Linked DNA regions of Homo sapiens: all the other regions are linked to region 3. The links are chromatin contacts, found by Hi-C or POLR2A ChIA-PET in ENCODE. All regions are on one chromosome and are shown on one strand. Each heading gives the region's core, a stretch centred on a gene start or an enhancer-like site at or near the end of the contact. The rest is flanking DNA. Distances are from core to core; before and after follow the strand shown. Region 1 holds the start of FOXN3-AS1 (FOXN3 antisense RNA 1). Region 2 overlaps DGLUCY (D-glutamate cyclase). Region 3 holds the start of CALM1 (calmodulin 1). Region 4 overlaps LOC105370617 (a long non-coding RNA gene). Region 5 has its middle 130 kb from the start of FOXN3-AS2. Region 6 has its middle 16 kb from the start of GPR68. Region 7 overlaps CCDC88C (coiled-coil domain containing 88C).

The links. A loop is a pair of places that touch in the nucleus more often than their neighbours do. ChIA-PET counts read pairs that join two places held with the same protein, here RNA polymerase II (POLR2A). Pooled maps may share reads with other maps.
Region 1: a map of natural killer cell shows a loop between it and region 3 (19-fold over the local background). The contact joins the promoter of FOXN3-AS1 here to the promoter of CALM1 in region 3. A Hi-C loop is called at or near these places in 3 of 168 maps with a recorded cell type or tissue (CD8-positive, alpha-beta T cell, naive thymus-derived CD4-positive, alpha-beta T cell and natural killer cell), 5 of 37 single-sample maps with no recorded cell type and 18 of 50 pooled maps. POLR2A ChIA-PET finds 5 or more read pairs at or near these places in 1 of 52 experiments (MCF 10A).
Region 2: a map of ascending aorta shows a loop between it and region 3 (5-fold over the local background). The contact joins the enhancer-like site here to the promoter of CALM1 in region 3. A Hi-C loop is called at or near these places in 3 of 168 maps with a recorded cell type or tissue (PC-3, ascending aorta and gastrocnemius medialis), 1 of 37 single-sample maps with no recorded cell type and 9 of 50 pooled maps. POLR2A ChIA-PET finds 5 or more read pairs at or near these places in 1 of 52 experiments (endothelial cell of umbilical vein).
Region 4: a pooled map shows a loop between it and region 3 (4-fold over the local background). The contact joins the enhancer-like site here to the promoter of CALM1 in region 3. A Hi-C loop is called at or near these places in 2 of 168 maps with a recorded cell type or tissue (OCI-LY7 and naive thymus-derived CD4-positive, alpha-beta T cell), 5 of 37 single-sample maps with no recorded cell type and 12 of 50 pooled maps.
Region 5: a pooled map shows a loop between it and region 3 (2.1-fold over the local background). The contact joins the enhancer-like site here to the promoter of CALM1 in region 3. A Hi-C loop is called at or near these places in 8 of 50 pooled maps. POLR2A ChIA-PET finds 5 or more read pairs at or near these places in 2 of 52 experiments (activated CD4-positive, alpha-beta T cell and activated naive CD8-positive, alpha-beta T cell).
Region 6: a loop to region 3 is called in a map with no recorded cell type, with 8 times the contacts of the local background. The contact joins the enhancer-like site here to the promoter of CALM1 in region 3. A Hi-C loop is called at or near these places in 4 of 37 single-sample maps with no recorded cell type and 9 of 50 pooled maps. POLR2A ChIA-PET finds 5 or more read pairs at or near these places in 2 of 52 experiments (CD4-positive, alpha-beta memory T cell and activated CD8-positive, alpha-beta memory T cell).
Region 7: a loop to region 3 is called in a pooled map, with 4 times the contacts of the local background. The contact joins the enhancer-like site here to the promoter of CALM1 in region 3. A Hi-C loop is called at or near these places in 2 of 37 single-sample maps with no recorded cell type and 2 of 50 pooled maps. POLR2A ChIA-PET finds 5 or more read pairs at or near these places in 1 of 52 experiments (B cell).

What each region holds. Positions count from the first base shown.
Region 1 is chr14:89,415,192-89,418,713 of GRCh38, reverse strand. FOXN3-AS1 (FOXN3 antisense RNA 1) reads right to left here and starts at 1,360. Exons shown (of 2, transcript NR_036500.1): 1 at 918-1,360. It overlaps FOXN3 (forkhead box N3), which reads left to right and starts at 1,481. Exons shown (of 6, transcript NM_005197.4): 1 at 1,481-1,843. RefSeq lists silencers at 1,100-1,389, 1,430-1,639 and enhancers at 1,335-1,629, 1,254-1,786, 1,787-2,320, 2,335-2,629.
Region 2 is chr14:91,147,697-91,151,635 of GRCh38, reverse strand. The region is part of intron 1 of DGLUCY (D-glutamate cyclase); the gene reads right to left. Among named protein-coding and RNA genes, the nearest start is that of SNORA11B, 23 kb to the right of the region's middle. Within about 2 kb of position 2,040, at least 12 of the 41 ENCODE cell types and tissues checked have a DNase peak (open chromatin) inside an H3K27ac peak, as active enhancers do; they include endothelial cell of umbilical vein and gastrocnemius medialis, where a contact is called at or near this core.
Region 3 is chr14:90,394,533-90,398,329 of GRCh38, reverse strand. CALM1 (calmodulin 1) reads right to left here and starts at 1,301. Exons shown (of 6, transcript NM_006888.6): 1 at 1,097-1,301. The coding sequence starts at 1,099. RefSeq lists silencers at 40-109, 190-739, 750-909, 1,190-1,609 and enhancers at 1,040-1,089, 1,211-1,505.
Region 4 is chr14:89,623,433-89,627,287 of GRCh38, reverse strand. The region is part of intron 1 of LOC105370617 (a long non-coding RNA gene); the gene reads right to left. Among named protein-coding and RNA genes, the nearest start is that of FOXN3-AS2, 49 kb to the right of the region's middle. RefSeq lists enhancers at 439-498, 1,170-1,743. Within about 2 kb of position 1,972, at least 10 of the 41 ENCODE cell types and tissues checked have a DNase peak (open chromatin) inside an H3K27ac peak, as active enhancers do.
Region 5 is chr14:89,699,749-89,703,343 of GRCh38, reverse strand. No RefSeq gene overlaps it. Among named protein-coding and RNA genes, the nearest start is that of FOXN3-AS2, 130 kb to the right of the region's middle. RefSeq lists a silencer at 1,620-1,679. Within about 2 kb of position 1,408, at least 26 of the 41 ENCODE cell types and tissues checked have a DNase peak (open chromatin) inside an H3K27ac peak, as active enhancers do.
Region 6 is chr14:91,226,289-91,230,145 of GRCh38, reverse strand. No RefSeq gene overlaps it. Among named protein-coding and RNA genes, the nearest start is that of GPR68, 16 kb to the left of the region's middle. RefSeq lists enhancers at 313-362, 910-999, 1,060-1,379, 1,410-1,689, 1,700-1,759. Within about 2 kb of position 1,250, at least 11 of the 41 ENCODE cell types and tissues checked have a DNase peak (open chromatin) inside an H3K27ac peak, as active enhancers do.
Region 7 is chr14:91,371,776-91,375,307 of GRCh38, reverse strand. The region is part of intron 3 of CCDC88C (coiled-coil domain containing 88C); the gene reads left to right. LOC107984673 (a long non-coding RNA gene) reads right to left here. Exons shown (of 2, transcript XR_001750858.2): 2 at 1,057-2,672. Among named protein-coding and RNA genes, the nearest start is that of CCDC88C, 44 kb to the left of the region's middle. RefSeq lists enhancers at 1,270-1,339, 2,943-3,532. Within about 2 kb of position 1,632, at least 12 of the 41 ENCODE cell types and tissues checked have a DNase peak (open chromatin) inside an H3K27ac peak, as active enhancers do; they include B cell, where a contact is called at or near this core.

The DNA of each region.
Region 1 (3,522 bases), core at 111-2,610, 980 kb after region 3:
TGAGAATCTCTGGCGTGAGACTTCAAAGATCATCTGACTTGTCTCTGCCACCTTGTGCCTTTTGCTTAGTGACTTTGGGTAGGTCGCATCAAGTGCTCAGTAATCAAAGGGGTGGGGCTGGATGACCTCAGGCTACCCCTGGGCTTCCACCTCCTAATTGTCTCCAGATGGGGAGATGCCACACAACTTGGAAGTAGTAAGGTCTCCGGTGAGTCTGAAAGGCACATCTTTGCTGAAGACTTGTCACCTGCCCTCTTGAACCTTTGTTAGGGGGAATGACTCTCAGATTGGGGGGGGGGGGTCTATTTTTTGAGACAGAAAAAATTTTCAGAAGCCTAACTGGTGTTTCCCTTAGTCCCTCCTTTTGGCTAGGTTTAAAAGTACTGCATGCTAGAAAGCTTTCTCCAGGTCTACTCGCTGTTTTTTTCTGTAGTTTTCAGACCGCTCACGATGTCCTGTCCACTGGCTCAGGAGGGGGTGGCAGGAAGGGTGCCCTGGGCTTCTCCTCTGTAGAGGAACCAACCAATTTGGCTACCTGGGAGTAATGTGCAATCACATTTTTATTTTTGTCACCACCAGGGTGTCCTGTTGGACTCTCTCCTCTCATCCTCTCCCAAGGCGGCTGGTTGGTGTGGCTTTAGCAGTGGGTGCTATTATTTGGAGGTGCCTAGAGACTTAGAGTGGTGGCTGCACCATTTCGCTGGGTGGCTTGCGAATTGTCAGTCTGGTTCCTGAGAGCTCAAACTGAGATGGAAATGAGACCTGTTTTCTCTCTAGGCCGGCCGGGGCGTTCCGCACAACCCACTTGAGAGGCCCCACCGGCGTGGCCTTTAGGACGGTGCCTCTTGTCTTGTAATGGCCACCGGCCCTCCCTCGGGAGACACGCGGCCACCTGGGTGGGACGCTGCGGTGCTTACCTCCGGGACACGAGGTGGTCGCTGGGAGAGGGCTCGGAAGGCCCTGGGGGTCCTATCAGGACGCAGCACTGGGGAGACGTGGAATCTCCTCTTCTCACCCCCACAAGCCTCGCCCGCATCGTAATTCTTTTTATTTTTACTTTCGAGCCATGTAAGGCATGCAGATGGGGTAGGAGCGTTCCCGCGACACGTTGCCAGCAGCGCAGCGCCGGCCCGCTCGTGTGGCCGGAGCCCGGGGAGGGGACAGGGCACGCGCCGCCTGACCCACCTGCCCCACCGCCCACGGTCGCGGCCGCCCTGGGTCGCGGGACCCGCGCCGGTCACCCCCGCCCCGCGGGGCCCAAGAGGCGAGGCCGCGCGGCCCAGCCCCGGCCTCCGCCCTGGCTGAGTGCTGGGGCGCGCGAGGGGCGCGGGCAGGGTCCGCCCCGGCGGGTCAGTGCCCCGCGCCCCAGGCCGCTGGCGGCCAGGCCCACGTTTTCCCTTTCTCCGGCTCCCTCCGCCCTCCGCTCTGTCCCTCCCTCCGCCCTCCTCCCTCCCCGCGCTTCCCCTCCTCCTGCCTGGTCATGTGTCGCCTTTTTTTGTTTGCAGTGGAAACAATTTCTCGCCGCTCGGCGCGCCCCGGCCCGACGCGCCGCGGCGGAGGCGAGCGGGAGGCGGGACGGGGCGGGGAGAGCGGCGGGGCCGGCGGGAGGACGCGCGGCGCGCCCGGCGGACGCCGCAGGTCCCATGCCGCGCCGCGACCCCCGCGCCCCTGCCGCCCGCGCCCGCGGCCGCCCCCCGCCGCCCGCCGCCCCGGGCTCGCCGCGCCGCGCCCGCGCGTCCTTAGCGGGGCCACCGAGCGATGCCCGCCGGGCGCCCGCGAAAGTTTGTCGGCTCCTGCTGAAGGGCAGCGGCGCCCCCGCACCCCCGTGCCCCGCTCCGGCCAGGTGAGTTTGCACCCCGCTCCTGCCGGCTCCCGCGTGGGCTCGGGGGGCACCCGGGGCGGGAGGCGCGTCCGAGACGGTCCTGGAGACTACCTCGCCGCTCTGGGAAGACGAGGGACCCCGCAGGTCCTGGGGGGAGGGTCGGGTGTGGACCCCGGGAGCCCCCGAGCCGGGAAGTTGCCGGGTCCGAAGAGTTTCCTGCCCCGACGTGCGTGCTGCTTCCCGGTGCCTCGGTTTCCGAAAAGACGCCCGCAAGGAACAGAGTTGGTATTGTCTGCGGAGGACGGGGTCCCCGCCGTTCCGGGCCGGGGAGGGGGTTCCGATCAAGTGGAGACCCCAAGATGAGAAACAGGCTCCTAACAAAGATCACCCCCCGGCCAAACTGTGCAGACTTGGCACAGGCAACGAACGTCTCCGGAGACCCCCGAGGCCCGACCCCCCTCATCCCGGCCCTGTTTGAAACCCTCCTTGGGCCCTGGATAAGTTGGGGGACGGCGGGCTTTTATTGATTTGTTTTCGAGGCTCGCCGCGGTGCGGCCAATAAAAGGTTTATGACATCTGACCGGCAGTGAAGGTATGCGAGCTCCCAATTGCCCTGTATATGGGGATAAGAGCAGTTTCCCCCGTTGCCCGGCAACGCCGCTGATTGACGCGGGGTGCAGCCAATCGCCACTCCCGCAGGTCCCCTTGAAATGTTTTTGACAAGTACAGTAGACGAGAGTGAAGCGCGTGCGTGCGCGCGCGCGCGTGCTGGGTGGGCGGGGGTGACCCGGCCCCCCAAACTCGCTACTGCTCGGCTCTGGGAAGATTTCTTAACTTTTTAAAGTTCGCATCGAACATCTGTTCAGAGCTGGGCCAGTAATGTCTTTGTCAGTTATTTGGAGACCTTCTGTTTACTAGGCGAGAAACTAAGCTTTCTTGCCGCATTTTCTCCGTTAAAAAATAAAGAGGGTAACAAAACACAGCAAGTCATAAAAAAAACAAAAGAGGGTGTGTGTGTGTGTGTGTGTGTGTGTGTGTGTGTGTAGAGAAAAGTTGTAAGGAGGTCACCAGTGAATAACTATTTGCGTATCTGGTGGAGCAGCCTTGTTGGCAGCAGATTAAAAATGTTTGCTTAACTGCAACTCACATGATCCAGATTCTTTTTTTTTCCCTCTGAAACAGGAGGAAAAAAAGATTTGGCGAAATCTGTAGTTAGAGTATAATAATGGAAAACTCCTCAGCTGTGGTTTCTGGGAACTGTTTTTTTTTTTTTTTTTTTTTTTTTTTGGTTATTGTTGTTTTGTTTTGTTTTTACATGGAACTGTAGTGATCAGCAGCTCTTCACCCTGTTGGTATAAAATGCGGGATTTATAGGGATGCAGTGAGTGGTTGGAGAGTACGGGGTCCCAGCACAAAACGCACACATGATCCAAGGGTACTGAACTCCCATAACCCTCTCTTCGTGACAATGCCACTTTTTCTCCTAAAACCATATTGCTGGCAGTGTTTGTTTAAAACAAAAGGAAACATGGAGAATAGCGTGTTAGTTCCTCTGGGAAGCTACTGACAAATAAGCAAATTAAAAAGAAAGAGAGCAGCATGTTGTCATAGCAACAGTGCAATTAAATTACTTTACTGTCAGCCATGATATAATTTTCCTGTTTGGAAGCTCAGGAGACATAAAACTTTCATTTAGAGCT
Region 2 (3,939 bases), core at 791-3,290, 750 kb before region 3:
AGATGAATAATGAGATATAAAAAAGATTTTCTTTAGTACCATTCTTGAAATGTTTTGTCACTTTGCAATTATTTTAAAATAAAAAAAATAGGCCAGGCATGGTGGCTCACGCCTGTACTCCCAGCACTTTGGGAGGCCAAGGCAGGTGGATCATGAGGTCAGGAGATCGAGACGAGACCATCCTGGCTAGCATGGTGAAACCCTGTCTCTACTAAATAATAAAAAAAAATTAGCCGGGTGTGGTGGTGGGCGCCTGTAGTCCCAGCTACTTGGGAGGCTGAGTTAGGAGAATGGCGTGAACCCCGGAGGCAGAGCTTGCAGTGAGCCGAGATCACGCCACTGCACACCAGCCTGGGCGACAGAGCGAGACTCCGTCTCAAAAAAACAAAACAACAACAACAAAGAAATAAGAAACTATAGAAAAATTATGGATAAACAAAATGTGGTATATACATACAGTAGAATATTCTTCAGCCTTAAAAAGGAAGGAAATTCTGATGCATGCTACAACATGGGTGAACCCTGAGCACGTTATGCAAACTGAAATAAGTCAGACATAAGTGACAAATATTGTATGATTCCATTTCTATAAGACACCCACAACAGACAGATGGACAGACATGGAAAGCTGAATGGTGGTGACCACAGGCTGGGTCCAGGAGATGGGGTGGGGAATGGGGAGTTACCGTGTAATGGGCAGAGAGTTTCAGTTTGGGAAGATGAAGAGAGTTCTGGAAATGGAGAGTGGTGATGGTTGCACAACAATGTGAATGTACTTAATGCCACAGAACTGTACACTTAAAAATGATTAAAATGGTAAACTGTATGTTGTATATTTTTAACCATAATAAAAATTTTAAATTAAAATGTTAAAAATCAAGTTGTGATTGTTAAAAAACATTCGGATTAAGGCCAGGTGTGGTGGCTCATGCCTGGAATCTCAGCACTTTGGGACGCTGAGGCGGTAGGATCCCTTGAGTCCAGGAGTGCGAGACCCCCATCTCTACAAAAAACAAAAACTAAAAAAATTAGCTGGCATGGTGGCGTGCACCTGTAATCCCAGCTACTCAGGAGGCTGAGGCAGGAGGATTGCTTGAGCCCAGGAGGTCAAGACTGCTGTGAGCCACGATTGCACCACTGCACTCCAGCCTGGGGGACAGTGAGACATTCTCTCAAAAAAAAAGAAACATTCACATTAAATGTTTAGTTTCAAATTGTTGGTGTGAAAAGCAACAATTTTTCAATGTGTTGCTGAAAAGCACCACACCAGACTCAGTGTGTGTCTTGAATATCAAATATTCTAGCCCCGGGGCCCCTGTTCCAGCTCCACAGGAAGGCGCTAATATTGGGAAAGGAAGGTTTTGTGTGGGTGCTTCACACAGGCCAAACTGGATTTTTTTTTTTTTTTTTTTTTTTTGAGATGGAGTCTCACTCTGTCACCCAGGCTGGAGTGCAGCGGCGCAATCTCCACTCACTGCAACTTCCACCTACTGGGTTCAAGCAATTCTCCTGCCACAGCCTCCTGAGTAGCTGGGACTACCGGTGCCTACCACCATGCCTGGCTAATTTTTGTATTTTTAGTAGAGGCAGGGTTTCACCATATTGGCCAGGCTGGTCTCAAACTCCTGACCTTGTGATACGCCCGCCTCGGCCACCCAAAGTGCTGGGATTACAGGTGTGAGCCACCGCACCCAGCCCAAACATAAGCTTTATGACTCTGAAAATTTGGGAATAACTCTGTCTGCCCAGCATGACTGTGAATGTCCATTCTTAGAGAGTTCTAGAATATTTGAGAACCTCATTCTTCAAAGTAAATCTGCTTTTAGTTACTTAGCCAAATAAAGCAACCCAACCAAGTGGCAAAAGTCCAAGGTATGACTGCTAAGGGCAAGAAAGGCCAACCCTTCTGTTTCACAGTTTGCTTGGCCTGTAAAACTAGAGCACACGTGTTTGCTTATTTAGTACAGAGTTTCTGCAACGGGTCCATCAGGCCAAATTCCTGTAACCACAAAATATGATGCACGAAATCTACATGCAGGTTGAGTGTATGATACTGCCAACAGTAAACGCTGAGTCATCGGTTCCATGGTTAGTCCTAATGATAAACTAGGCAGTTCCTTTAAGGATGTTTAGCTACTTCTGGCACTGCACAGCTCAACCAACGGCCTGACCCACAAGCCTACTTCAGGGTCACCATGAGCACCACTCCCTGGTTGGAGAGACTGGGGGCTCCACACATCTCCATCACTGGGAGAGAATTTGCCAGAGTGATAACGACCTAGAGACACCACCTGCATACACAGAAGACAGGCTGAACTAATAGCAAAGTATGCAAACTCTTTGGGCCTCAGTTTCTTTCTTTTCTTTTCTTTTCTTTTTTTTTTTTTTGAGATAGAGTTTCGCTCTTGTTGCCCAGGCTGGGGTGCAATGGCACCATCTCGGCTCACAGCAACCTCCGCCGCACGGGTTCAAGTGATTCTCCTGCCTCAGCCTCCCGAGTAGCTGGGATTACAGGCATGCGCCACCACGCCTGGCTAATTTTGTATTTTTAGTAGAGACGGGGTTTCTCCATGTTGGTCAGGCTGATCTCAAACTCCCCACCTCAGGTGATCCACCCGCCTCGGCCTCCCAAAGTGCTGAAATTACAGGTATGAGCCACCGCGCGTAGCCTTTACTTTTCTTTTTTTGAGACAGGGTCTCACTCTGTCGCCCAGGCTGGGGTGCAGTGGCACAATCACGGCTTACTGCAGCCTTGACCTCCTGGGATCAAGCGATCCTCCTACCTCAGCTTCCTCAGTAGCTGCTACTACAGGTACACTGCACCATGCCTGGCTAACTTCTGTATTTTTTTGGTAGAGACAAGGTTTCACTATCTTGTCCAAGGCTGGTCTTGAACTCTTGAGCTCAAGTGATCCTCCTGCCTTGGCCTCCCAAAGTGCTGGGGTTACAGGCATGAGCCACTGCGCCCAGCAAGGGCCTCAGTTTCTTCATGTCAAATGCCACACATGCAGGACAGACATTTTGTTAGCACCTTCTGGTTCTATCATTTTCGTAATCTGTAACTAAACAATAATTTATGAGTTAATGATGTTATTGAGTTTTAAGTTTTTGGTTGTTAAAATAAATTCCTAGCCAGGCACAGTGGCTCATGCCTATAATCCCAGCACTTTGAGAGGCCAAGGTGGGTGGATCGCTTGAGCTCAGGAGTTCGAGACCAGCCTGAGCAAAATGGTGAGACCCTGTCTTTACTAAAAATACAAAAAAATAGCCAGGCATGGTGGTACACACCTGTGGTCCCAGCTACTTGGGAGGCTGAGGTAGGAATATCGCTTGAGCCTTGGGGGTGGAGGTTGCAGTGAGCCGAGATGGAGCCACTGCACTCCAGCCTGGGTGATGGAGAGAGATCCTGTCTCAAGAAAAAAAAAAAATCCTTTGTTAGAGATGTGTGTATCTTTCTTTTTTGAGACAGAGATTTACTCTGCCATCCAGGCTGGAGTGCAGCGGTGCAATCTTGGCTCACTGTAACCTCCACCTACTTAGTTCAAGCGATTCTCCTGCCTCACCCTCCCAAGTAGCTGGGATTACAGGTGCGTGCCACTGCACCTGGCTAATTTTTGTATTTTTAGTAGAAATGGGGTTTCACTATGTTGGCCAGGCTGGTCTTGAACTCCTGACCTTAAGTGATCCACCTGCCTCAGCCTCCCAAAGTGCTGGGACTACAGGCTCACGTGCGCCACTGCGCCCCGTCTGTGTTTCTTTAATTGAGAATAAAATTACCTTCAGTTGGTTGGTCTGGTCTCAGAATCACACATTGGTCCAGAATTACACTTGCCCTGCTCTGAAGAAGAATGCCACCTGAGAGCACAAATGTATAGAAAGAAATGTACATAATAAAGCCATCACAGAAGCAGATATGATGGGACAGATATAATAACAGAT
Region 3 (3,797 bases), core at 52-2,551:
CGTCTGGACGCCGCCCCTCCTCGGCCAGGAGGGTCACCACCCCCGGCCCCCGCGCACCAGGGCTGAGGCCAAGGCCACCCGCACCTCCCACCCGCTTCTGCTCCCCCAGGCGACGAGCCCGCGGCGCCGCCGCCTCCTCCCGGAGCAGAAACTTTGCGTCTCTAATGGAAACCAAGCCGCGCGCCAGTTCCCTCCTCCCCCGCCGCCCCCCCCCCCCGCCCCAATTAGCGCGAGCCCAGCGCCTCCCGCGGGAAGTGCCTCCTGGTGCACCGAGGCTCACGCCCGCCCGCACTGCTGCACTGGGTGGGGGGCCGCAGGGTGCGAAAGCGGCAGGAACAAGCCACGGCCACACCGCAGGGCCCCGCCCGGGCGCAGGGCGGCCCGGCCGCCGCTTCCGCCCTCTCCGCCCCCAACCCCTCGCCTTCCTGCCCCCAACCCCACCCTTCCCCGGCTCCTTCCTTCCCAGCCCACGCCCGCGCCGCGCCCCCCGGGAAGAAGGAGGGGAGAGCGACCGAGGGAGGGCGCCCAGCAGGGCCGGCCAAAGTGGGGAGGTGGCGGGCGCTGACTGCGCCCCTCAACACCCGGCCGGAACAATGTGCGCCACCGGCCAGCTCCAGCCCATTCATTCTCCACTGCCCGCCCGACCTGCCACCTTCGCGCCGGCGGAGAAGCGGGGTGGGGAGGGGCGGGCCGGGGGGGGGGGTCTAGTGCCCGGCCCCGCCCGGCTCCCAGGCCGAAACGCTGCGCTGCAGGCAGCCCGGGTGCGGCGCTAGTGGATGCAGTGGGTGCGGGGCTGGGCGGGGGGCAGGGGGATTGGATGCAGAAACCCCCGCTGCAGTTGCGGCCGGAGCCCCTGCCCGTGGACGGCCTACGACCAAGTCCAGCTCCAAGGGGAACCAATAAATGAAGCTCCCTGGCAGAGGTCGCCGAGATGCAAATCCAAAATGCAACCTCCTTTAAGCGCAGCTGCTGCGTAACACTCAGAAAAGAAAAACCTCCAAGAACCAAAAACAAACAAAAAACAAACAAAACAACTAGAAATCTGGGAAGAAATCTCGGGCAGCTGCTACGCCGGCATTTGCCACTCCCGACCTACCATGGTGCGAGCGAAGGGAGGAAGAGCAGAGGGAGCGAGGGTGGCTGCACCAGCGCGGGGGCTGCGACGGCGGGGGTACCTCCGATGCCGCTGCTGCTGCTGCTGCTGCTAAGGCGCGCTGTGCGCTATGCCGCCGCCGCCGCCTGCGCCGCCGCCTGACTACGAGTAACGGCACGGCGTCCACGACACTCCCAGCACCACTGCCGGAGCGCGAGTCTGCGCCCCGCGATATATATATGGTGCGCCGTATCCCTCCGCCGCGGCGGAGCCGCCTCGCGCAGAGCGGCGCTGCGGCAGCCGGGCCTTGCCCGCCTGGTCCCGCCCCCGGGTTCGCCAGGCCTCCCGCCGCCCCCTGCGCGCCAGTCGCGGCGGCCCTACGCTGGGTCGGGGAAGCGTTCTAGGCTGGGCGCGCGGTCTCGGGTCAGGTGTGGCGGGGAGTCCTCAGGAGACGCCCACCCTGGGCGGGGGCGAAGACAGAGCGCCTGCTTAGTCCAACCTGGGGGCGGCCCAGAGCTTCGGAAGCCGTTCACTCCGCTACCTACCCCAGCCTCACCCCACCTGGGTGACCCTCCCACCTCAACATCTCCAACCGCTCCACTAGGGCTGCCGGCTCCCGCGTGCCCCTCGTCCTTGGGTCTGCAGCGGCCACTTCCAGTTTGGGGTGCTGCAGGAGGTCCTGAGAGTAGGGGGTCCGCGGGGAGGTGGAGGCAGATTGGCCACACTCCTTCAGCTGCCGAGGAGAGGGGTCTGCAGAGGACGAGGTAGTTGTCCTCCTGGAAGAAATTGGTCCTCTTCGGATTTTGGAGCAGTATCCGAGTCAAATTATTTATGCTCAGTTGCTAAATCTGTGTCATGCTGCGATGTTTAATCAGTCTTTAATGTTTTTACGTTTCCACTGAATATTTTTTAGGATGCCTGAATATTTCTCCCCTACTATTTTGTTCTTTTTCCTGGCGCCCGTCTTACTAAAATTAGTGTACCTGTGCAGCTTCTACAGACCTTAAACCCAGGCTTTAAATTTTTCGTAATTTTCCTGATCCTGAGAAGGGTCAGAGTCTTTATTCATAAATCCATAGAAACAAGGGAAAAAATAGATGCTTCAAATCCTCTGCATTACAAGTGGAACACACAGCCAATTGCCTCTCTTATGGAGCTAGATTGTATTTTAAACTACAGTTTTGATTATATTCCTTTTAAAAGACTATTTAAATCTTTAAATATACTAGTGTTTTCCATTTTTTATTATATTCCTTTTAAAATAATATTTAAATCTTTAAGTTTACTAGTGTTTTCCATTTTTCTGTAAAGTAGAGAAAGAACAATTTCAGCCAGTAATGTGAACCCCAGGACTTGTAAAAATCTAGACAAAATGCTGCAGTTTCTTTTCTTGCCAAGGCAGAACACAGAATTTGATCTTCTGTTTTACAGGGCCCGGGCAACAGTTGGAGGTTATCATTTGCTTACTGTTTCACAGAATATGGCAAAGTGTGTGATTAACATGCTGTGCTAGAAAGGGCTTTGCTTGCTTGTGTTTGTTTCTGCTTTCAACAAAGTCTGCAGGAATATGTTTTTTAAAAAAGGAAAAATGTACAGGCACATTGCAAATGCCACAGGACTTCTTGGGATAACCTTAGACAAGACGTCAGCATCTGTGGAGCTGTTCCTACTGATGTTCCTTCTGGAATGCCGCAGAAAGAGTGAACCTGCTGTTTAATTTAAAGAGAGGCTGCAGCAGCAAGCCAGGGGATGCTGCCTTCCCTCTGCAGATTAGAAAGACACTATTCACTTCACAAACCTGATCCTAATCCCTGCAAAAAAATAATAATAATACTCCTGGGCTCATAGGGGAAAACCTGAGTAGGAATAAAGCGTGCATACTAATGCGAGAGTTGGAGATAAGGAAATAGAAGAAAAGGGACTAATACAAATTAATTTTAAAGAATATGCAATAATCCAGTCAGTTACAAGCCTAAATGGCCAAACTCCTTATTAAAACTGCATCTTGGCCGGGCGCGGTGGCTCACACCTGTAATCCCAGCACTTGGGGAGGCCGAAGCAGGCGGATCACAAGGTCAGGAGATCGAGACCATCCTGGCCAACATAGTGAAACCTTGTCTCTACTAAAAATACAAAAATTAGCTGGGTGTGGTGGCGCGTGCCTGTAATCTCAGCTACTTTCAGTAGGCTGAGGCAGGAGAATCCCTTGAACCAGGGCATCGGAGGTTGCAGTGAGCCAAGATAGCGCCATCGCATTCCAGCCTGGTGACAGAGCGAGACTCCATCCAATAATAATAATAATACTAAAACTGCTTCTTTCCTAAGGGTATTGGTATTCTTTCTCTGGGGCTTTTCATATAGTAGTTAGTGAAATACATTTTTTCTTTTTTTTTTGAGACAGAGCCTCACTCTGTTGCCCAGGCTGGAGTGCAGTGGTGCAATCTCAGCTCACTGCAACCTTCGCCTTGTGGGTTCAAGCGATTCTCCTGCCTCAGCCCCCTGAGTAGCTGGGATTACAGGTACAGGTGCCTGCCACCACGCCTGGCTAATTTTTGTATTTTTAGTAGAGATGGGGTTTCACCATGTTGGCCAGGCTGGTCTCGAACTCCTGACTTCAAGTGATCCACCTGCCTCGGCCTCCCAAAGTGCTGGGATTACAGGTGTGAGCCACCGCTCCCAGCCAGTGAAATACATTTTAAAACAT
Region 4 (3,855 bases), core at 723-3,222, 770 kb after region 3:
ATAATCTACAGTGTTATTTGACAAGATTGCTCTTCCTAGTCACCACCCACCAAAAGGGAAAGCTTGGAGCTGATTGACTGGCAAGCCATTCATTTTCTGTGAAATAAGGGAAGCACTGGGGGCTTATACGGTAAGGTTATCAAGTATCTTACATCCAAACCTACTTTAAAATGACTGCCACATAGGTAGTGGTTTTACCGGATAGTAACATTTGCTATTTTAAGGTTCAATACGGTACCTTGTAGGCACTGAAAACCCAAGGGATTTTTCTTGGTGGTGATAACAGCTAGAGATAACATAAATTGCCTCTTATTTTGGTAACGAAGACTTGGCATGTTTTTGGTCACTATGGAGGTATCTTAATATAGTACACTAAAAATATAGGTAATCTATTAGTCCATTTTCATACTGCTATAAAGAATTGCCTGAAAGTGGGTAATTTATAAAGGAAAGAGGTTTGACTGACTCACAGTTCAGCATGGTTAGGGAGGCCTACAGGAAACTTACAGTCATGGCAGAAGGCAAAGAGGAAGCAAGGCACCTTTTTTTACAAGGTGGCAGGAAGGAGAAGTGTCGAGTAAAAGCGGAAGAACCCCTTATAAAACCATCAAATCTTGTGAGAACTCACTCACTAGGACGAGAACAGCATGGGGTAAACTGCCCTCATGATTCAATTACCTTGAATCTTGAGGTCTCTCCCTTCACACGTGGGGATTGTGGGGATTATGGGGATTACAATTCAAGATGAGATTTGGGTGGGGACACAAAACCTAACCATATCAGGTGAAGTATGACACCCGCTGTGTAGCCATTACGAATTTTGATGTATTTTCATAAGATTATTGTTATCATTAGATGAGCATTTGTTGCAAAAACAGAAGAGTTCACACCACTCACCCAACTTCCTGTAATGTTAGTACTCAAATAACCATGACACATTTACCAAAACTAAAAAATTACCACTGATACAGATGATTAACTAAACTACAGACTTCATCTGGAGTTCCCCACCATTTCTTGTGAATGAGAGACTTTAGCACCAATTTGAGCTAGAGGGTCCAAGCAGCCATAGCAGAACTACATTAATTCAGACTGGCTGGGACTAAACATAAAGATGGCTCAAACAAGCTCTAACATCTACCACTTGGCGTGCCAATACTTTGCATGCATGATCTAATTTCATCCTCCACAAAAATCCAGGTTGGGGGAGGGTAGTGGATACTATCACATGCACTTTGCAGATAAGACCGTGGGGCCTGGGATATCAGGCAATATGTGGAAGACAGCTGAGCTGGGAGACAACAGAGCCCAGATGTGAACTAAGACATCTCTGATTCAAAAACCCACGATCACGACCACAATGGCACAGACTGAAGTGCACCTAATCCAGGTGTGATGCAGAGACCGCCTCTTTCCACCAGCAGTCTTGCCCAGGACCCACCTTCCAAAGGTCATCTGGATCAACTGTAGCGGGTGACCATATGTGGGAGGTTGTCCCGTAACAATGACATGCGCCTCTCAATGACACGGGGTGTTCTGTGATGTGTGGAGTCAGTTTCCACCCTCGACACCCCTACCCTGCGTGTCGCAGGAGAAGCCCTCCCGGTCTCCAGCAGCCTCTGCGGCTCTCCTTCCTCCCGGGCTGGGAGTGGGGCGGCTCGCGGCTGGCCTGCTCCGGGGCCAGAGCAGCTGGGAGGGGCGCAGTGCAAACATCCCCACGCGCCTTTTGCTTTTCTTTCCTGAGTGGTTTAAGGCTTAATTAACGTGTGTAAAGTGATCTGAAATGCGGGAATAAAAAGAGCTGGGGAAGTGCAGAGTGTGGATGATTACCTGAGGCGAGACAGCTGAGAAAGGGAGGCCGAGGGAGACAAAGGGGGGTCTGGAGAGGCTGGGAGAGGCCTTCCCGCAGCAGCCAGCTGGTTGGCTGAGAGCCAGATTGGGCTGTTTTTTTGGCAGCGTTCTGCCCCACGCTTTCCTCTCAAGGCCTTCTTCGCAGCCCTGCTTGGTAGTCAGGCCCCAGGATAAATGATTCCTAAAGGGCCTGAGCCAGAACTGAGAAGGGGGTCTGAGAAACACAAGCTGTGGGCCATTCCATGACTGGCTCTGTAGGAGCCGGGGATGAGATGCCGCCCATTAGCCATTATTGCCAAAGCAAGCCCGGGTTTGGTCAACGAAGGAATAAATGTGATAGATATCAGAGAGACAAAGGAATCAAAGTGAGTTTTGTCCATTCCTCTTGACAAGCATAGATTCATAGGACTGATTTAGTGCTGTCACCGCTGAGGCAATAAATCCCTTATAAAATGGTGGGTAAAAGTAATGACATCCAAGTCACGTGTGATTTCACCATCTCCTAAGCCTGCGTTAGTGAAAGGGTGAGGCTATCGGTTTCATGGGGAATGTTAAGGCTTGTGACTTCATAGGGTGAAGACGGGTGGCATTTTATTGCAATTGGAAGCATACAAAGAAGCAAGTGGAAAATCTTTCTTTCAGTATAACCTGATACCACCTATATCTAGAAAGCTGGAGAGTGTTCCGGGGATCTTCCCAGTACAGTGAGGATTTCGGTGCATCCCTGTGTGTATATAAACGGTGGCGATATATACAGCCTATTCTAAACTGTTTATGATGATAGAGGGGAAAAAAGTTTGTTTGGATAATCCAAAGTTTATACTGGGCTTTCATCGTGTTTTAACGTTGTGCTTGGGCTGATAGTTGCGTAGTTATCCATCTTCTGAGCCTGCAAACCGAGGATGGGGCTACTGGTGGCACCCAAGCTTGGCAATCCAAGTGAAGAGAAGGATCCTCGCTTCCCCTGGCTTCAGTTAGGGAACTTCAGAGGACCCTAATTGTCCTGGCATGGGGTCAAGTGTCCAGCATGCTGTCAAGTGCCCACCCTGGGCTCAATCCTGCTGTTCCCACTCAACACCAGGACCATGGCGTGGAATGAGAAATCCCCCCAAAAGGAGCCAGGTTGCCACCCCGCTTTGTGTCTACTGCAACTGGGTAGTTAAAGTGGCCAGAAGACACTGTTGTCCTCAGCCTGTTGCAGGGGCAGCCAGGACCCCCCCGTAGTTATCCACTGTGTTCTTTTCTAGGCATTGCACTTCTGATGGATTCCTCCGAGAGTTGTGTCTGTGTGGTGCCTTTGGTGTGTGTAACATCACACATCACCCATGGATCACTGAAGGGTCATCTGAAGCCACCAACGATGAATTCCTTCAGGTCTGCATCTGAACTAGGATAATAATTACCTCCTAATAAGTCACCCTGCCTTCTGATATCTACAACATTTTGGATCGAAATCATCCTCCATACACTTTCTAGAATTATCCTGGTAAAACACAGTCTTTTACAATGTGATGGTTAATTTTATGTGTCAGCTTGACTGGGCCATGGGGTGTCCACATATTTGGGTAACCATTATTCTGGGTGTGTCTGTGAGGGTGTTTTTCAGATAAGAGTAACATTTGAGGCCAGGTGCAGTGGCTCAGGTCTATAATCCCAGCACTTCAGGAGGCCGAAGTGGCCAGGAGTTTGAGACCAGCCTAGCCAACATGGCGTAACCCCATCTCCACTAAAAATACAAAAATAAGCCGGGCATGAGGGCACACATCTGTAATCCCAGCTACTTGGGAGGCTGAGGCAAGAGAATCGCTTAAACCTGGGAGGCAGAGGTTGCAGTGAGCCAAGATCACGCCACTGCACTCCAGCCTGGGTGACAGAGCAAGGCTGTCTCAAAAAAAAAAAAATAATAATAAATTAACATTTGAATAGGTAGACGAAGAAAGCAGACACCCACCCTAATGTGGGTGGGCCTCATTCAATCAGCTGAAGGCCCAACTAGAACAAAAG
Region 5 (3,595 bases), core at 159-2,658, 700 kb after region 3:
TTTCTCTGTAAATTTTGCAGCCTCAGGTATTTCTTTATAGCAGCCTGAGAACGAACTAATGCACATGTGGATCTAAGTGGTGCAGGGGGTGGACTGTCATGGGTGTTGTTGGTGCTCTGCCCAGATCCCTTCATATCCCCCTTTCCAGTTCATTGCCCCTAGCCCCAGCTTCTAAGTGGTTTACTCCTAAAGGTTCATACCCCTTCCTTCAGAGAACTTCCTTCCCTTAATCTATAGGAGCCACTTCACTGCAGAAGAGGTATTAAGCACCTAGACTCACTTAACGCGTCTAAATTAAGTGCCTAGACTCACCCAGACTCACCTCAGAACCAGAAGTGCTAGGTATTTTTGTCCCCCCACCCTTTCCAGGAAAGACTATAGCCAGTGACTAATTGGTGCAGGGTTATGAAAACCCCAGCTCCCTTGCCTCAAGTTGGGATAAATTCTAATTTATGCTCCAGAACTAGCTGGGGATCTTGCTGGGGCTGGAACTTCACCTTAAATTGCTCCCTTGCTTGGCTGCTTCTTTCCTATTCTGCTTCCCTTTCTAGTTTCTCCTGGAAGCTCTTCCTTAATAAATTGCTTGCACGCAAATCCTTGGCAACCCAAGACAGTTCCCTAGTAGAAAATACACTCTCGAGCTTCAAGTCAGTGACAAGGAAATAAAGAAAAAAAAAAAAAAAAAAAAACACTTAGTGAACAGCTATGGTTTACAAGAAAAAAAAAAAAAAATGTTAAAGCCCAGAATGGAGTACCTACCATGAGTCAATTGTCTTTGGTTTGGATTTTCATTTCCTAAGAATTTGATGATCATAAGTGGTTATTCTGGTAGTACATTACAGAGTGGGACATCTGTAAATTATCAATGATACATCAACATAAACCGTATGCCCCAGATTTTTTGGACAACCTTGATTTCAAGTTTTTAATCCCCTTGTCAGACCATGTTCCAGACAGTGTGTCCTGGCTGGTGTGGGTGTTTGGACAGCAAAGGGGGATGCTGGGCTAGCCAAGAGGCAGCTGAGAGGACGAACTTGAGCATTATAAAAAGGCAGACACTTGAAGTTAATAAGCACAACTGGACTTCAAGTCCTGGCTCCACCCCAACCAGCTGTAGGCCACATTTTATTCCTGTTAAAATGAAGTTCCCAGCTCCCACCTCACAGGATTGAAAATGAGGTGATGTATACAAAACGCTTAGCATTGCTCCTGGATTTCGTGAAGTTCAAGAGATGGTTCCTTTGGAGGGGAAGAAGAGTGGGTGAAGAACCCTCCAGTGGAGTTTGGGGACTTCATTGTCCTAATAGAGCCGGCAGGGGATGGGGGACCAGAGGTCGAGAGCCCACGTTGAAGCGTTGCATTCATCTAAATTTGCTGAGCGCCGTCTCCCTCCCAGGGCGCGGGACTCAATACTTGTACGCCAAGGGGGAAAAGGCCGTCAACTCGACCTGGAAGGGACGGCGCAACGCAGAATGAGCCGCGAGGCCCCGGGCCACCACGTGGCTTCCCGATGGCCTCCCCCGACCCTCCCCCACTCCGGCCCCGCAGGGGAAGTAGGTGAAGGGTGGAAGCCGAGAGACCGCGCCGCGGAGGCGGCCCGCCGCCGGTTTCCTAGCAACGCCCGCCCCGCCCCGCCCCGCTGGCGCGCCGGCGCCGGGAAGCGGGGGGGGGGCGGACCGCCGTTGCCATGGCAGCGCGGCGGCCGCGCCCGACGCCGCCGGCGCCTGCGGGAAACGCGGGCCAGGGGCCCAGAGTGGGCTGCCAGGTGGCGTCCCTGCCTAGCTCCCACTCCGGGATGGACCAGACCTCGCGCCCGGGGGTGTCAGTGGAGAAACCGAGTCGCCCCGAAAGGTGGCAGGGCCGCAAGGCCGGTCGGCCCCACTCACTCCCCCGCCGACTGGGGCGACTGAGAGCTTGGAGACTTTCCAGTTTGTCTGGTGGGGTCTGAGTTGGTCTTCGGGGCCGGAGTAGGCCAAGGGAATTTTTTTGATTTTGGAATCTCTTCGGACCTTTTTTCCACACCTAGTCAAGACTGCACGCGTGTGCACACACGCATACGCACGTCTGCAGCCTGATGTCCCATCCTTTTACCCTAGGTGTTGTCACCTGAAGGTTCTTTAATCTCGGAAAGAGAATATGCAAAAGATAGCAGCTGCCAAAAGCTGCCTTTTAAAACGACTTTGAAAATCAGTGTTATTTCCCGAGGGCCATTTAAACGGAAAACCTCCGTGCCTGGAAGGGTGTTCTAGATTCTGGACTCAAATTTGCATTATTCTAAATCACTTTTTGCAGTGAGCTGCGATTGGAGAATTCAGTTGTGGAGTATTAAATTTAACCGTACACCCATTTAGCTAGTGTAATGATCGCTTGGCCAAAAGACCCACTCACAAAGACAAAGCCACACGCTTCTCAGTCGTTCTCTGGCTTGAGTGTTTTTAATAGAGGCGGAGTCAGTCACATGTTTGTGAGTTTAATCAAATTGACAAGGGCTCTGAGCGAGAAAAGCTTACTGTCTAATTCGAAGGCAACATTAGGTACATAGAGATGCATTCTCTTTGGACTTATTTGAATCAGAGCTTTTCAAATGGAATCCTCTCCTGCACATATTTTTCTCGATCTGCTGCAACTGGAAAATTTAAATCAAAATCTTATTTCTTATATTCATTTTGATGGTAAATGTGCTGGTAAATGTGTCTGCGCTGAGATTCTGCATTTTCTTGATCAACAAGGAAATGCGCAGCAATCACTGTGAATTGAGCACCTTGCTGATTGAGCAACACTTAAACCTAGAGGCATGAACGACCATAATCTTGGGATGAGAATCCCCTGTAGTATATTTCAAAAGCATATTCACAGCTAACCTTTTTCCACTCCAAAGGATCATTCACTTGGAACTTTTTTATTCTTCATCTTGCCAGACTATTTAATTTCTTCTAAAACCACTTTGACACACTTTTTAGTTTGAAAACGTGATTGTGTTTGGACAAGTGATCATATAAAATTAATTTATACACACACACACACACACACACACATATACACAATGTCCTCTTAATCTTAGATCATTTTTTCCCAGTATCAAAACAGAACCTTTAATTTGCATGGTGGAGGGTAGAAGATAAATTCAGAAAGCTAAACCAAAAGTCTGAACAGAATAGTTTTATGTTTAGCACTATGGAGGGAAAAAAACGATGAAACTGTGTATACCTAATGACTTTGTGTGCAAAGGGCAAATCATTAAATTAATTTGCTGTACATTTGGTAGTTAAAATGTACCAAATGTATGGGCCCAATGGCTCATACCTGTAATCTCAGCGTTTTGGGAGGCTGACGCAGGCAGACTGCTTGAGCCAAGGGGTTCGAGAGCAGCCTAGACAACATGGTGAAACCCCGTCTCTACAAAAAATACAAAAATTAGCCGGGTATGGTGGCATATGCCTGTAGTCCCAGCTACTTGGGAGGCTGAGGTGGGAGAATCAGTTGAGCCCAGGAAGTTGAGGCTGTAGTGAGCTGTGATTGTCCCACTAGACTTCAACCTGGGCAACAGAGCAAGACCCTGTCTGAAAAAAAATTGTTTAATGTTATAATAGCAACA
Region 6 (3,857 bases), core at 1-2,500, 830 kb before region 3:
CCACCCCTCTGTACCTTCCTCTAAACAAAATCCACTTCTTCAAATGCGATGCCTGGAATGTGAAGTGAGAGCAAGTCTGTCTGACCTGCCCCATGGAGAACAGGCCCATTTTCCTCTCTGCTTCTTTACTTCTGGTGAGAAATCTTATTGCTGACACACATTGAGTTTATGTGAATTGCTGGTAAGCCACATCCTCCTCTCCACCTTGCCTAGAGGAAGTGGTTTTTCGAATCTGAGTTAGACCTCATCGTGCAGCCAGTGGAAGCCACAGGGAGTGGGCAGGATGTAGCAGAATGCAGTGGGCTGGACCAAGTCGGGGCTGGTGGTCAGCAAAGCCCGTGCAATGAGGGGCAAGGAACAACCTCAGAGGAATGCCTTTCCCTGCTGAGTGACGGAGGGGCCAGAGGACCTCCAGGGGACTAAGGAGCCCTGACCTGCTTAGCTGGCTCACTTGTCTTTGATCCATCTCCTGCAGGGTCTGTGTGGCTCATTCTCCCCTCAAGGTGCCAAGGTCTCCAGCCTGCCCTTGTTATCCATGGAGCATCCTATGCACTGTTCACCAGGATTACCTCCCCTCAATGTTCTTGGAAATGCCCAGTGATGCTCCTATGTCCCACAAATCCATTCTGGTTGGCACCAGGCCCATATCTCGCCTTAAATCACCCCATCATTCCCTGCATGTCATCTCCTATCTCCCTGTAACTAGCTTCTGCAGGCTGCAGCCACACTCACCATGGCCACCCCATGGATACAGGTGCTTCCTCAAAGCACAGTCAAGGCTAGGATAAAAGAGGAAAGCTGAGCAAAACTACTAAAGGTCTGAGCAGGAATCCTACAGTGGAATGGACAAGCATCAAAACTGGATCCTGGAATGCAGAGCTCCTGTGGTCCTTGGGCTGGGCCCTGCTAAGGGGTCTTCTCCCTTGCATCAGAGCCCCTGATGTTGGACCACAGGCCTGCCTCTCCCTGTAGCGGGGTCAGGGGTTTGGATGTGTCACTGAGTCTAGGACCCTTATTCTCAGCTTTCTCTGGGCTCAACCTGGTGTCAGCCTCTTTACCAAACAACTGAAATCCTCTCCCCATGAATTTCTGCCCACAGTGAAGACAACCCATTACATGGTTATGCCTCAGACTCCTCCATGCCAGAAGAGAACCCTGCTGTTACTACTGCAAAACCAAAGACCCATTTGTGTCTTCCCCCAAAACATGAGTCAGAAGCGTGCTGGCAGCTTTACCATGGTGAGGGCTTCTCTCTTCTAGCCATCAAGATTGCAGAAACGTCGGGGTACAATCTCAATCAGAGGCCCTCGCTACATGGAACTCTGCAGTCCCAAATCAGGGACAAAAATCCTAATTGGAGGACATGTGGTCAGGGAGGCTGCAGAGCTGAGGTGGCTTCACTGAGCCGTGAGATGCCGCAGATCCCCATGTGGCTGAGTTCTCAGGATGCTGGAGGTGTCAGCCCTGCTGCCGCACCAGCACTGAGCACAGCCCCTGCCTGTGGGAACTCCCCTAGAATGACAAAGGGAGACCTGGAGAGCCCCAGCCCCAGCAACTTCCGCCCAGGGCTGCATCATGCCCCTGCATAGGGAGAACTGAAGTCAGTCCCAGAACCACTGTGCTACATCCTCACGCTTAACTGCTGTGTGTACAATGCGGGGTTCATTTCTACCCTCTGTGTTCTATTCTCACAACTGTTGCTCCTTAAAGAATGAAACTAGACCTGTTTAAGGAAATGAATGAAAATTAAGCAGGTTCAACAAACATTTGGGGCCATGGCTGCGAAGCTGGACTCCCCTGATCTGGGTGAGTCAGCCGTCACTCAGCAGTGCAACCAGCACAGGATATTGTAAGAGTGTAATGGGACACGGTCAGTGACTCAGTTTCTAATGTTGTTGGGCACTGTGCAGTGGGAGCTTGTGAAAGAGATAAGGGCAAGTGACTGGAGTTGTTCAGGAGGACTCTGAGCCGCCTGAGCACTGGAGAGGCCTGACCCACCCACAGGGTGAGGCTGCCCTCCTATGCAAGAGGTTAAAGGGTCTGGGCTCAGGGGGTGCAGGGGAGCAGACAGAGAGGAGGTGGAATAGTGTTAGGGGTGAGGTGAGGGGCAGCAATGGTGATAAATGTTAGGCTCTTCAAAGGACCTTTTGCCTTAGTAAACAAAATGCTGTTCTTTTGCCTTAGTAAACAAAATGCTGTTTGGAAAAAAAAGCATTTCAAAGGTATAAATATTTTGGTGGTGGTAGGAGTAAATCTTCTGTAAAACCCAAGAACTTTGTAAATATATATTCCACATTTGCACATTTTACCATTTTCTTTTTTTCCTTTTTTGAGACTAGCTCTTGCTCTGTCACCCATGCTGGAGTGCAGTGGTGTGATCACAGCTCACTGCAGCCTCGAACTCCCAGGCTCCAGTGATCCTCCCACCTTAGCCCCATGAGTAGCTGGGACTACCGGAGCATACCACCATGCCTGGCAAATTTTAAAAACTTTTTTTGTAGAGATGGGATTTCACTATGTTGTCCAAGCTGGTCTCAAACTTCTGGGCTCAAGGGATCCTCCTGCCTTGGCCTCCCAAAGTGTTGAGATCACAGGTGTGAGCCACCATGCACGGCTGCCTGACTATGCCCTAATGATAACAGTACCCCCTCATCCACGTGGAGTATGTTCCAAGATCCCCAGTGGATAGTACTGAACTCGACTGCTGTCAGTTGGAACACGTTTCTGTTCACGTCTTCCACCCACACATGTAATGCCTTTTCCATCTTAACTGATCACTTACCACACATTGTGGCCAGAACTTTTGCAGCTTGAGGTTTGACAACAAAACTAGCACATATCTCTTTTTCCTTCTCAATTCTTTTTTTTTTCTTTTTTGTTTTGAGACAGAGACTCGCTCTGTCACCCAGGCTGGAGTGCAGTGGCGCAATCTGGGCTTACTGCAACCTCCATCTCCCAGTTTCAAGCGATTCTCCCACCTCAGTCTCCCGAGTAGCTGGATTATAGACGCCCACTACCACGCCCGGCTAATTTTTTCTATTTTTGGTAGAGACGGGGTTTTGCCATGTTGCCCAGGCCAGTCTTAAACTCCTGAGCTCAAGTGATCTGCCCTCCTCGGCCTCCCAAAGTGCTGGGAATACTTATAGGCATGAGCCACCATGCCCAGCCTCCTTCTCAATTTCATGGATAGAAAATTCATTCTTACCATAGAGCTTAGTAGCCTCAATATATGAACTTGTTCTTTATTAAGTCAAGAACTTTCACCTTTTCGGGTAAATATATATACAGTATGCTTACCTAGTCCTCCATGCCCGTGCAGCAATATGGAGAGGAAGGGAATTCCTAACTTCCGAGGGAACACCTATCAAACATCAGGAAGCCATTAGGAGATTATTATTGGCTGTACAGAAACCTAAAGAGGTGGCAGTCTTACACTGCCGGGGTCACCAGAAAGGAAAGGAAAGGGAAATAGAAAGGAACCACCAAGCGGATATTGAAGCCAAAAGAGCCACAAGGCAGGACCCTCCATTAGAAATGCTTATAGAAGGAGCCCTAGTATAGGGTAATCCCCTCCAGGAAACCAAGCCCCAGTACTCAGAAGAAATAGAATGGGGAACCTCACGAGGACATAGTTTCCTCCCCTCAGAATGGCCAGCCACCGAAGAAGGAAAAATACTTATGCCTGCAGCTAACCAATGGAAATTACTTAAAACCCTTCACCATATCTTTCTCTTAGGCATTAATAGCACCCATCAGATGGTCAAATTATTATTTACTAGACCAGGCCTTTTCAAAACTATCAAGCAGATAGTCAAGGCCTGTGAAGTGTGCCAAAGAAATAATCCCCTGCACTGCAG
Region 7 (3,532 bases), core at 383-2,882, 980 kb before region 3:
CAGCCTGTCTCTCTCTCTCCCACATGCGCGCGCGCACACACACACACAGACACGCGCGCATGCTAACCCTGGGGCCTGTGGCCCTTCATTAGCTCATTTGGCAAATGATGGCTGAGCCCTGCTGTGTGCCAGGCCCTGGGAGAGCCCTGGGGAGCGAGACCGCCCAGATCACCACCCTCAGGAGCCCACAGCCCAAGAAGGAGACTCGAAGAGTAAGGCTGGTTTAGCAGAGGAAACTCAGTCTGTAGCTTCGTAACTAGTGAAGAGAGTTCCTGGTGTTTTGCCCACATCCCCTCGGCATGTTGTATACCACATACGTGTTACAGTGCCTGTCCCATTGGGCTCCGTAAGGGAGTGTCACCACATCTTCATTCCTGGCTCTGACAGGCACCATTGACCGATCTTGGCCCTCTTTGTCTCTGAGCCCAGATCTGGCCTCAGAATCCTTCTCAACACAGAACTCTAGGTAACCACTACCAGTCATCTGTGCCTGGAACCCAAGCTTAAACTACCCCTGGGATCACAGTGAGTTACTTGTGTGAGACTTCCTTGTGCCTCCTGAGGCTTCGGAATGAGCCTGACTGCAGAGACCACTGCAGATGCTGCCAGACTGTTGGAATGGCCTCAAAGGTCGGTTGGGCCACCCCAGGCTCTGTGCTCAGCAGGACTGCACGGCCTGTTCTGGCTGTAACCCCTTGCCCCTGGCTGTTCCCTCTGCCTGGGATTCTCCAGTTCCACCCGTCCACCTGGCTCACACCCTCCCTACACTCGCATTTTGTTCAGCTGACGATTCATCGAGGGCCCTCTTTGACCACCTGTCTGTAAGAGCTATGTTTTCTGTCACTTCCTCCTATGTTCCTTTATTTTGCTTCTTAACACACACATGTGACATATATTTACCTCTTTAGCCCTCTCATTTACTCCAATATTCCAAGCAATGAAAAATACCTATTGATCAAATGGACCTTGCATTAGCAGATACCTGGTGGACTTAACCCTGCTACTGCCTGCAAGAGTTAGGATGAGAGGTAATAGACACAGTGTGTCTAGCCAAGCTCCTGGTTTATGCAGCATGCTGATTTATTGCTGTTCGAAATAAAGTGTTCTTTACACTGTAGATGGGGGAGGGTGCGTTTAGTTGGAGGTCCCAAAAAGCCTCTGTTCTCACCAGAGCCTTCCTCCCCGCAGCCAGTTCCATTTAGCCAGCAGCTGGCAGGCATCTGCTGTGGGCCACACTGTGCAGAGCCCTGGGGGGATTCAGAGGTGAGCATGTTCCAGCATCTGCCCTGGGGACCCTGAGGATCTCAGTTCCCTGTGTGGGACTCAGGCAGGGACACGAGAGAGGGGCCTGGGGGCACTGATTGCTGAGGAAGTGATCATTGCCGGCGGAGGGGTTTGAGGAAGGCATTGGAGGCAAGTGTGGCTGGACAGAGAGGATTTTGTCAGGTGCGGGTGGGCAGGGGACCGGCTGGGCTGCCAGGTCACCTCCAACCCCTGCCCACCCCCCAACTTGGACAGCTGCTGCAAAGTTGATAACATCTTTTGAGATTTTCACTTCCTGCCGAGATATTAGTCATTAGAAACTTGTCACTTCTGAACCTTCCTCCTCCCCGGCTTTTCAACTGTGTCCCGATATGCCCTCCCCCAGTTTCCTGCTATAGAATACATTCTTGGTGATAGAATAGAGAGTTTCTTGCTCTCTAGATGAAGTCTGATCTTTTGCTGCAAACTCCTGTAATGAAAAGAGACCAGTTTGCATGAAATGTCTGCTCTGCTGTCTGTTTCCTCCAGAAAGCTTTTTTGGAGGAGCGAGTGGGGGCTAAGGAGGGGTAATTACAGTCTTATTTATCCATGCTGGAGACTCATGGTTCCCATGTGTGTAGAATTTTTCCTTCTCTTCATCCTTTGCTATTTGACCAGCACAAGTTCTGCTTGGCCCCAGGCAGATGTCACTGATGAACCGTGGCACACTTGCTCCCAGGGCCAGACCTGCCCCTAGTGTTCTCAGCATAGCGTCCAAGCCAGCTCTCTTGAGTCCAGACCACCATAGGGCACTGGTATCGTGTGTGTTTTTCTTGGCCCTCCTGAGGCCAGAGGGAGAAGAGAGAAGGTGGCCCCAGCAGATGTCCCAGCTCAGTTCTTCCTCCTTGGTCCTGAGCCCAGGGGCTGGGGACGGTTTGTGCATTCCTGGGGATCTCTAGAATGGACCCCACTCCTCGCACACACAGGTAGCTGGGACTGTCTTCCTTTATGGGCTCACTGTGGTGACTGTGGCTTCCTGTGTTTGCCCCCTGCAGAGCTGCCCTGTGTTGAAGCAGGAGGGAGGATGGTGTGTCGCCCCGGAGCATGTTGAGAGCACAGTGCCCAGCAAAACCTGACGGCTAGGAAAGGCCTCAGGTTCAGCCAGCACCTCCGGGGGCCTGACTTCATGCCAGGCACAGGCTTGATTGTCGCTAGGTTAAGTGATGCCTGCCTGCCCGGCCACCTGCCTTTCTGGCCACCTGGCAGGGCTTGATGCCGAGGCCCAGCAGCAACGTGGTGGTGGAGCCGGCAGAGGGGACTCCAAAGCTGCTGCTGTCACCGTTTAGATAACGTGCAGACAGGGCTGGGTCCAGACTCCCTGAACGGTGGTTCTGTGCACATCTGGTTCTCAGTTGTCCTTCATCGTGGGACTGTAGCCAGAGACACAAGATGGGGGCACCTTCTGTGTCTTCCTTTTCCTTTATTCCTAGCCCTCCCTGCACTAACACACGCCTCCCCCCCCCGCCCGCCCCCCCCCGCACCACTGCCATCTACCTGGATGTCACCTGCTCCTTGTTCTTTCCCATTTCAGCTTCCGGCCACCTCCTTCTTGGAGCTTTTCTGGATTCCCCGCTCTCCTCTGCTCCCAGTGCCCCCAGCTCAGGTGCCTGCCATCCCTCTGTTAGGGTGCCAGACTTGCTGGTGGGATTTGCTGGTGGGATCAGGCTGTGAGCTCCCCAGGACAGGGCCTGGCCCTATAGCAAACACCCTGGGCCCCTCACTGTCCCCCATCCCACAGGCTTTGTCCTCCTTGTCTTTGTTTCCTGGCTTTGAGGGTAGCAGTCTTGGCTTCATACCCTCCACCTCCCAACTGGCATGCCATCAGACACCCAGCAGGTGCCCGGGAAGTGTGGCATAAATGAGAGAGGGAATGGCTGCCCTTCCTCAAGGAGCTCTCCCTGCCCTCCAGATGCCTGCCCTGGGACACTGGACAAGGAGGCCTGGTCACTCGGGAGTGCTGGTACCCCTTGTGCTGTGGTGCTCGTACCCTGAGGCCTGGGCTCAGGTTGGGGCGTGAGGTTGGGGGCTGGCTGCCCCCACTGCCTGCCTTTCCCACCCTCACAGGTCCCAGCAGGCTGGGGTGGTCTGGGCTGCCATCTACCGCTGGAGGCTCCTAGGTGCCCTCCACCATCCTGCTCCGACTTGTGCCTGGGAGTGAAGCGGCATTGTCAGGCCACCGGGTGAGGGCTGCCAGGGTGTGGCGTGGCCCCAGCCCTGCCCTGGCATAGGT